Regions from separate parts of the Homo sapiens genome. Here region 2 is linked to region 1. A link is a contact called in ENCODE POLR2A ChIA-PET data. All regions are on one chromosome and are shown on one strand. The core of a region is the stretch at or near the end of the contact, and the rest is flanking DNA. Distances in the headings are between cores, read along the strand shown.

Region 1 (4,311 bases), core at 1-2,500:
ACTGCTCCTTCCTCCCGTGCTGTCTCTAGCCTTTGCAAGCACATCCCCGTTTGAGCATTTGTCACAGTGTGATCATTTACCTGCCTCCTACACTGGGGAGGGCCGGACCTTCATTAGTCTTGGTACCTCAGTGCATGACCCTTAGTGGGTGATGAATTAATGATTGTGAAGTCATTGAGTGTCATATGTGAGAAATAGACAAAAACACCCCTCCTTTTCCCCTCCCAAGCCATAACCAGGCTACTGGGGGAATCCGGCAGACCAGGCACATGGGGGATTTTTTTTCCCTAATGTTTCATTTTCTTTCTTTCTTTTTTTTTTTTTTTTTTTGGAGATGAGGTCTCACTATGTTGCCCAGGCTAGTCTTGAACTCCTGACCTCAAGTGTTCCCCCAGCTTCAGCCTCCCAAAATGCTAGGATCACAGGCGTGAGCCACCATGCCCAGCCATGCTAATATTTCAAACATAAGGAAACAAAGTATGACACCGCAAACGCTCATGCGCCGGCCATCCAGCTTTCATGAATCTTCTCCGTTTGCCATATCTGCTTCAAATATTTTCTTCCTTTAAAGACATAAACATAGTTAATGCACACTCTGTGCCCCACAGGGATCCATTCCCTTTCTCTGGAATTTGGTGTTCATCATTCTAATGCGTGTTTTTACACATTTACTACAAAGGCGTATATTTCTAAACAATGTTTTATACTTTTAAAAATGTTTTTAAACATCTTACCTTCATGAAGACTCCTGTATGTGACATTACAATTTGATTTTCCTGTCAATGTTATCCAGATACATATGAGCGTCTTTCTGTTCCCTGTCTTCTGCTCCAATGTCTGTTTGTCTATTTGTGTGGTGATTCTTTAACATCAGTGCCTTAATAATGGATTTTAATAGCTGGCAGCTAAGTCTCCCCTCCTTGTTCAAAGTAATTTAAGCTATTCTCTGGCCTCTCTTCCATGTGAATTTTAGAATTAGCTTGTAAAGCTTTGGGAAATTCCTTACTGAAGTAGGCATTTCATTCAATGCATATATTACTTTGAGAGGAATCCTCATCTTTATGGTACCGCGTCTTCCCCTCCATGCACCTGGTAAGGCTCTCCAGCTAAGGAGACCTTTTGTGTGGGATGTGGCAGTGCACCCCAGGGCATCATTCCCAAGGCATCCCCAGCAGCAGAACAAAGAGCCTCTGAGAGACCTCTCACTGCGTGTGAGCAGAGCCCAGCCAGCAGGAACCAACTGCCAAAGTGAGGCCAACCCAGAGATGCCAAATAAGCTGAACGCACGATTTCTATCCCCTCCAAATTCCACTTGCAGCAGATACTGCTAATCCACCCTAGTGCTCTCTTCCTCCAAACCCAACGCCCTCAGCCTCCTTTCTCACATGGCACTTCAGGCAGCCCCTAAATAAGTCAGGCACACCAAGTGAAACCTCTGTGCACCCAGCCTAAATCTCACGAAGCAGACAGGCATTTTCTGGGACCCTATGACAACCCAACACTGGTGTCTCTGAGGGGACTTCATGGGCCTGCACGGAGCTCTGAGCCTACCCTGTTTCACAGGCACAAGTGCAGGCACATCAGATGCACACTCTCCTCACCATTTTAAAGATTGCTTCCCCAGGGAGAAACAACTGATTTCAGGCAAACCAATGAGCCGAAAAGGCTGAATGGAGAAATATTTTGCTGGGGGAACTGGTGTTGACTTTTCATTCCAGCCACCAGGCTACTCTGAGTTTTTCAATGTGCAGAAGGCCTTCACAGCTGGTGCCTGAATGCCTGGCGGTAGAAGCTATCTATGTCTCCTTCCACCTCTTTTTGGAAACAAATAATTACCATGTATTACAACAAAGATCACAACAGAGGTCTGTTTAGGGATCTCTGCCTTGCTCCCATCTGTACCTTTTGTCCCAGCACCCAGTAGACACTTACCATATCCTGATGCAGATTAGAGCTCAGCAATGTTTGATGAGTGTCACGTGTCAAGCCCTGGGTTAAAGGATACTTTGTCCTACTTTGTCTGCACCACGGTGGTGAGTAAAATCTCCATGTTGCAGATGAGAAACAAAGGCTCAGGGAAATAAAATGACTCCTCCAATCAGGGCTACTTAGCTAGTCAATGACAGGCTTGTGAGCCAAGATCTACCCACCTGTGATGGTGGAATCTAAGTTCAGTGCCACCTGCTCATTGCTGCCTGCTAAGGAAGGGAGGAGAAAAGGGAGGAAGGAAGGAAAGGAAGAGGAGACAGAGGGGCAGGGACAGATCATAGAAGGAAGAGAGGGAAAGGAGGAAGTTGAGAAAGAGGGGAAGGGAGAGAGGAGGGCGTGAGGGAAACTGGTGGTGGTGGAGGCTCCAAACCTGCCTTCCTCTTCTCTCTCCCGGAATCTGTGTCCTGGGGGAGGTTGTATGAATCTGGAAGCCCATTCCAGACTGATCTTGTATTTCCCTTGCAGTAAGAAGAGGAGGAAGAGGAGGAAGCTTAGGAATCCTCTCTGAAGGGGACATGGTTCTTGGAGGCCTGATTTGTATTGGGGAGAATCCTGAAACCAATCACTGAGGGAGCACTACCCTTTATGATGGGGATGGAAAAGCCACAGCAACCCTATGGCCTCTAGTTTTGGAGAGGGACTCAGCTAAAGACCAAAGGAAGCACCAGAAAGAAGAACTGAAGAGTTTAATTTGGTTAAACATAAATAAAAATAAAAACATCTCTAGAATATAGAAACTATCTCTAGAAGTCCGGGTGTTGTGGCTCACACCTGTAATCCCAGCATTTTGGGAGGCTAAGGCAGGTGGATGACCTGAGCTCAGGAATTTGAGACCAGCCTGGGCAATATGGCAAAACTTCGTCTCTGCCAAAAATACAAAAAATTAGCCGGGTGTGGTGGTATGCACCTGTTGTCACAGCTACTCGAGAGGCTGAAGTGGGAGAACTGCTTGAGCCTGGGAGGCAGAGGTTGTAGTGAGCCAAGATTGCACCACTGCACTCCAACCTGGGTGAAAAAAATAAAAGAAAAACTATCTCTAGGGGTGGAGCTCTGGGGAATGTTTTCTCTGTTCAAATGTTCTACCAAGCAGATGTATTACAGTGGATGTGATTGCCTTTAATTTGCTTGATTTGCTGGACATCGTTCAAAGGTCATCCCCAGGTATCAGTGGATGGATAGGAAGGAGAGTGTGTGCACTGAGGGTGTGGCTGTGGGCCCTGCAGGGGAGGCACCACAGGGAGGGGCTGGCACTCCTATGGGCTCAGACGCTCAGGTGAGTTGCCCATTACATAAGGTGCATTGCTAGGGCATTAGCTCAGCCAGGAAGGAACCACTCTGGACTTGTGACTTCACTTTCCCCCCTCCCTCTCTCCTGTTCCCACCCCCCACCCTGGCTCCTTCTTTTTTCTTTTTTTTTTTAGACGGAGTCTTACTCTGTTGCCTAGGCCGGAGTGCAGTGGCACGATCTCTGCTCACTGCAACCTCTGCCTCCACGGGGTCTCCTTCTGATAACTACTGAAGGAATTCTATGAGGCTATCTCTCCCCCAAGCTCTCTGGGGGAATGGGTTTAATTAAAAACCAGTCCAGTTTGCCCTCAGTAGGAAACAGGGCAGACAGGATGTTGGTGCAAAGCAAGCCAAAAACCTAGTCAGTATGGAAGGCATCTGCCTTCTTCCTGTCGTGACCCTCTGGGCTCAGCTCTGAGACCTGCCGGGACAGGAGTAGCGGGGGCCTAGGGCCCTCAGGGGGGTTAACATACTGGCTGCTGACCTGGCAGGGGCTCTCAGGCAGGTGGGCAGGGCTCTGACAGGAGGAGTCTCTGGCTTTTGCCAAAGATACTTGTTTTCAGGTGGGTAACAGCATCTGGCTTCTGAAGGAACTTCCTCTTTGAAGCAGGAAGTGGTTTTGGATTCAGGAATAGGGCGTGGTCTAAAAGGAAAAATGATAGGGGAAGTTGGCAAGACCATAGAATCCCAGCTGAATGGGGTTAAGGGGACTTCTTGCTCACTGGAAAACCTGGGGCAGAAGCTCAGTTACCCAGATTGGGCTGGGGAAAGGCTGGAGCTGAGAACAGAGGTGGAGGCCCAAGGCAGGGAGCCTTCTCAGGAACCTTGGGTCATAAACGCAGATCTTTTTCTTTTTAATTATTTTAAACATTTTTTAGTTTTACTTTAAGTTCCAGGATACATGTGCAGAATGTGCAGGTTTGCTACATAGGTAAACATGTGCCGTGGTGGTTTGCTACACCTATCAACCCATCACCTAGGTATTAAGCCCAGCATGCATTAGCTATTTGACCTGATGCTCTCCTTCCCCCTGCC
Region 2 (4,569 bases), core at 404-2,903, 460 kb before region 1:
GTAAGATAAAGATTCTATTTCTTTCTCTTTTTTTGCATATCAATATCTAGCTTTCCTAACTTTATTTATGGAGGAGACTTTCCTTTCCCTATTTTGTAATCTTGGTGCCCTCATCAAATAATAGTTGACCATATATGCATGCGTTTCTAGTCTCTCTATTCTGTTCCATTAGTCTGTGTCTGCTTTTATGCCAGAACCACACTGTTTTGATTACTATAGCTTTGTTATACAGTTTAAAATCAGGAAGTATGATGCTTCTGATTTTATTCTTCTTTCTTAAGATTACTTTGGTTATTTGGGGTCTTTTGTGGTTCTATGTGAGTATTGTTTTTTTTTTTCTATTTCTGTAAACAACACCATTGGAATTTTGATAAGGACTGCTTTGAATCTATAAATCACTTTGGGTAGTTGATCATTCTTAACTGCCTCATACTTTTTAAATGATTATGTGGTAGTCCATTGACTGAATGTGTCATAATTGATTTAGCCACTTCCCTATCAATAAACATTTAAGTTTTTTCTAATCTTTCACCATGACAACAATAAAGCAAAGCCCATTCTTGTGCTTAGCTTTGACTACTTCTAGTCAAAGAATGGCAAACTAAAGAAATACAACAGGCTTCTTAAGGCAGCTCCTGGCAATGTCACTGGAATTGGGTGACTGCTTGAAGCAGAAAATGCTGATCTGATTGGATACATTCTGAATGTTTTCTCAAAAAACATCTCATTATTCTATTCCTGGAATATTGATACCACCCTCAAATGCTACTTATTTGAAAAGTGAGCCAGGCACAGTGGCTCATTCCTATGATCCCAGCACTTTGAGAGTCGAAGGCAGGAGGATCACTTGAGGTCAGGAGTTCAAGACCAGCTTGGGTACATACTGAGACCCTGTCTCTACCAAAAAAAAAAAAAAAAAAGAAAGAAAAAAAGAAAAAAATGCAGAATCTATGTAATAATAATACAGAATGGTGACATTTTAGTCCAGACAGAACTGCCATGAAACCCCTCCAGGACGTATAATACATAGACAAATCTTTCTTTCGCTGGCAGAAAAGAGTCAAGGATGCAGAGATTTCAGACAGCCACTCTAGAAGCAGCTGTTAAGAAGATTCCCACTCTAATTTGCTGCCACAGCTTGAAACAGTGAAATGTATTAAAATGTGCCACATCAGTTAACATGGGTTCAGTTAGATGGAGGTTGCCAGTTTGGAAGGAGGGCAAATGTTCCTTGGTGGCCATCTTTGCTGATGCCCAGGACTGCACAGGCTGTGTGTGGAGCTCAATCAGAGAGAACTTATACATGAGGTTCTGGCACAATCCAGGTACAAATAAGACCCAGGGATTAGCTTTCCTGGATGAATAATTATTTCTGAATCATGGGAAAGGCACACGTGGAAAGGAGGCAGGGGGATGGAAGATGGAAGTCTTTCTAAGAAGTCTCCGCTGTCAGAGGCACCAGTCCTCAAATGAGCTCCATGCAAATGAAAACCGGTCCCAACAGCATCTTGAGCCAAAGAAAATTCTTGGTTGGGGTTGAAAAAAATGCCAGATAAATAGTTTCTTCTTGCTTCTCAGCAGGGCCCAGCTATCACTGCAATCCAGATCTGGCCTCTAAGCAGTTCTGGCAGGTTTAGCTTGGACCAGCTGCTGTGATGAAATTGCAATAATTCCAGGTTTCCCTCAAATCTGGACTGAGCCAAAGGCAGTCTAGGCTTCTAGCAACCGCTGACTTCATTGCCTTCTTTCCTGTCCCTCTTCAACTTTCAAGCTTCTGGTTTTTAAATTTTAACTTAGATACGGGTGATAGAGGAAACCTGTTCAGTGCAACCCAGAAGTCTGGAAAATGTTTATTTCAGGTCAATTTAAGAAACCTATATTGAGTACTTAGTGAGTCTATTTAGGTGAGCTGCGTGGTATAACTACTGGCTAACATGGATTGTGTATCCAGTGATACGCCAGGCTTTGTTACAAGCTTCCTACACAGAAGATCTCATTTAATCAACCAACAGCCTATGAGGTAGGAATGATTATCCCTGTATACAAAAGAGATACGTTTAGTCTCTTACCTTAAAACAAACAGCTGGCAAATGGAAGTATCTGGATCTGAACCCAGTGTAGCCTGAATCTCAGGCCTCTACTTGTGCTCGCTATGACACTGGCCATAAGCAAATGAGTCCTTAATTAGAGGTGAGTAAAAGAGACTCGGACAAGAAAAACTAAAGTGAACAAAGGCAGAAAACTGAGACCCACGTGGGAGAAAGTAGAAGTAGGCAGATAAAGAGTGTGGAAAAAACAGTAGAGGCTAGATTCATGCTCATTCTGAGCCCAACCTCTGAAGACCTTGTGGGTCCTGGAAGCCTAGTGGGGAGGTTTCCCCAGAAATCACTTATTTATAAAGAACTTCCAGCCATTAACACAAAGACTGAAGTATTCTGAGAAGTTGTCCAAAACTCTTTGCTCCCAAGAGAAAGGAGAAATCTCTCTGGGTGCGTTCAACATGGAAGTTTTAATGTACTCTAAGAGGTTCAAGATTTCAGACACTAAGTCCCAGGGCACTAAGAGACTTGCAGTGTGACGCATTGAAGTTTAGGGAGGAATGTTTATTGTATTTCTTCTAATTAAAACAGGCTTTCTAGACCAGATGGGTGGCTCACTGCCCCTACTCCTGACCCCTGCCCCATTATGGGCACCCAGGAGAATGGAAGTAGATCTGTTTCTAGAGAATAAAGCATCTTTAACCCAGAAAGGGAAAAGAACTCTGGGCAGAGTACACCTCAGCAACATCCAGCAGTCTGTGTTGGTGAAGAACAGGGGTATGGGTTCATAGTGGAGCCATGGGATCCAGAACCACATGGCATGTCCAGAAGCACACTTTTGAGCAAAGCTGGCCAACAAGTGTCTTCCATTTTTGCCTGTGGCATCTGAGACCGTGTTCTTCGGCTCATCCCGAGGCAGAGGCCCAGAGATACCAGAGGCTGGTGGTAACAAAGGGCTGATATTCAAAATGGTGGAAATGATTCCAGGAATGATTCACCAATGGTTCTGACCTGAGGAAGACTTATCAAAAAAGTAAAGAGGGCTGGGTGTGGTGGCTCACGCCTGTAATCCCAGCACTTTGGGAGGCCAAGGTGGGCGGATCATGAGGTCAGGAGATCAAGACCATCCTGGCTAACACGGTGAAACCCGTCTTTACTAAAAAAATACAAAAAATTAGCCGGGTGTGGTGGCAGGCGCCTGTAGTCCCAGCTACTCGGGAGGCTGAGGCAGAAGAATGGCATGAATCTGGGAGGCAGAGCTTGTAGTGAGCCGAGATTGTGCCACTGCATTCCAGCCTGGGCCACAGAGCAAGACTCTGCATCAAAAAAAAAAAAAAAAAGTAAAGAGAGAAGCAGCATCCCACACCCTCTTCCCTGACTGTGGGTTCTCCCTGGCAGCAGATTCCATCAGGGAAGGGGAGACACTTTTGTTGTTGTTGTTGTTGAGATGGAGTCTTGCTCTGTCACCCAGGCTGGAGTGCAGTGGCACGATCTCGGCTCACTGCAAACTCTGCCTCCCGGATTCACACCATTCTCCTGCCTCAGCCTCCCAAGTAGCTGGGACTACAGGTGCCCGCCACCAAGCCCAGCTAATTTTTTTGTATTTGTAGTAGAGATGGGGTCTCACTGTGTGAGCCAGGATAGTCTCGATCTCCTGACCTCGTGATCTGCCCACCTCGGCCTCCCAAAGTGCTGGGATTACAGGTGTGAGTCACCACGCCCGGCCAACATTTTAATCTGTGAATTATTGTATTGGGAACTTAATGCGTGAGGCATTCTAATAGCCAAGAACCAGCAGAAAATGATGCAGCTGCCCAACTTTGCATCTCAGGTAGGGGAGGGGGAGCCCCCACTGAATAGAGTAAAAAGTACAATGAGAGACAGACAAATATTGGTCTTTTCACAGTAACTTTTGAGACCTACATATCCACATACTGGCTTCATGTTATATGTTTTTTATTTATACTCTGGAACATTTAGTAGGATAAGGGACATGTAGAATGTGATTCACAGGAAAGTGGTGGGCCCTGAGCAAGGACCTGAGTGTGTTTTTGGTCTGAAACTGAGTTACATGATTTGGGGCAAGTAACGGTCTAGCTTTGTCACCCAGGCTGGGGCGCAGTGGTGCAAAGACAGTTCACTTCAGTCTCAAACTTCTGGGCTCAAGTGATCCTTCCACCTCAGCTCCCCAAGTACCTGGGACTGCAGGCATGCACCACCATGCCTTGCTAATTTTTGTATCTTTTTTAGACACAGGGTTTCGCCATGTTTCCCAGGCTGGCCTTGAACTCCTGAGCTCAAGCGATCTGCCCACCTCGGCCTCCCAAATGCTGGGATTGCAGGCATGAGCCAATGCACCTCAGTTTCTTGTCTGCCAAATGGAGTGAAAATAATTATCCTGAATCTTGATATGAATGTTATATATTTCCAAAATCCCAAGCACATTATGTGTGCTAATTAAATGCTAGTTACTACAGTAATAAGGAGAAAAATGTAGACCAAAACATATAAAAATAATCAAAAAGTACCA

The links. ChIA-PET counts read pairs that join two places held with the same protein, here RNA polymerase II (POLR2A).
Region 2: POLR2A ChIA-PET joins it to region 1 with 12 read pairs in activated CD4-positive, alpha-beta T cell. The contact joins two enhancer-like sites. POLR2A ChIA-PET finds 5 or more read pairs at or near these places in 2 of 52 experiments (MCF 10A and activated CD4-positive, alpha-beta T cell).

The regions. Positions count from the first base shown.
Region 1 is chr11:12,089,821-12,094,131 of GRCh38, reverse strand. No RefSeq gene overlaps it. Among named protein-coding and RNA genes, the nearest start is that of LINC02989, 5.1 kb to the right of the region's middle. RefSeq lists enhancers at 722-1,222, 1,223-1,723 and a silencer at 1,616-1,910. Within about 2 kb of position 1,250, at least 7 of the 41 ENCODE cell types and tissues checked have a DNase peak (open chromatin) inside an H3K27ac peak, as active enhancers do.
Region 2 is chr11:12,549,940-12,554,508 of GRCh38, reverse strand. No RefSeq gene overlaps it. Among named protein-coding and RNA genes, the nearest start is that of TEAD1, 120 kb to the left of the region's middle. Within about 2 kb of position 1,653, at least 2 of the 41 ENCODE cell types and tissues checked have a DNase peak (open chromatin) inside an H3K27ac peak, as active enhancers do.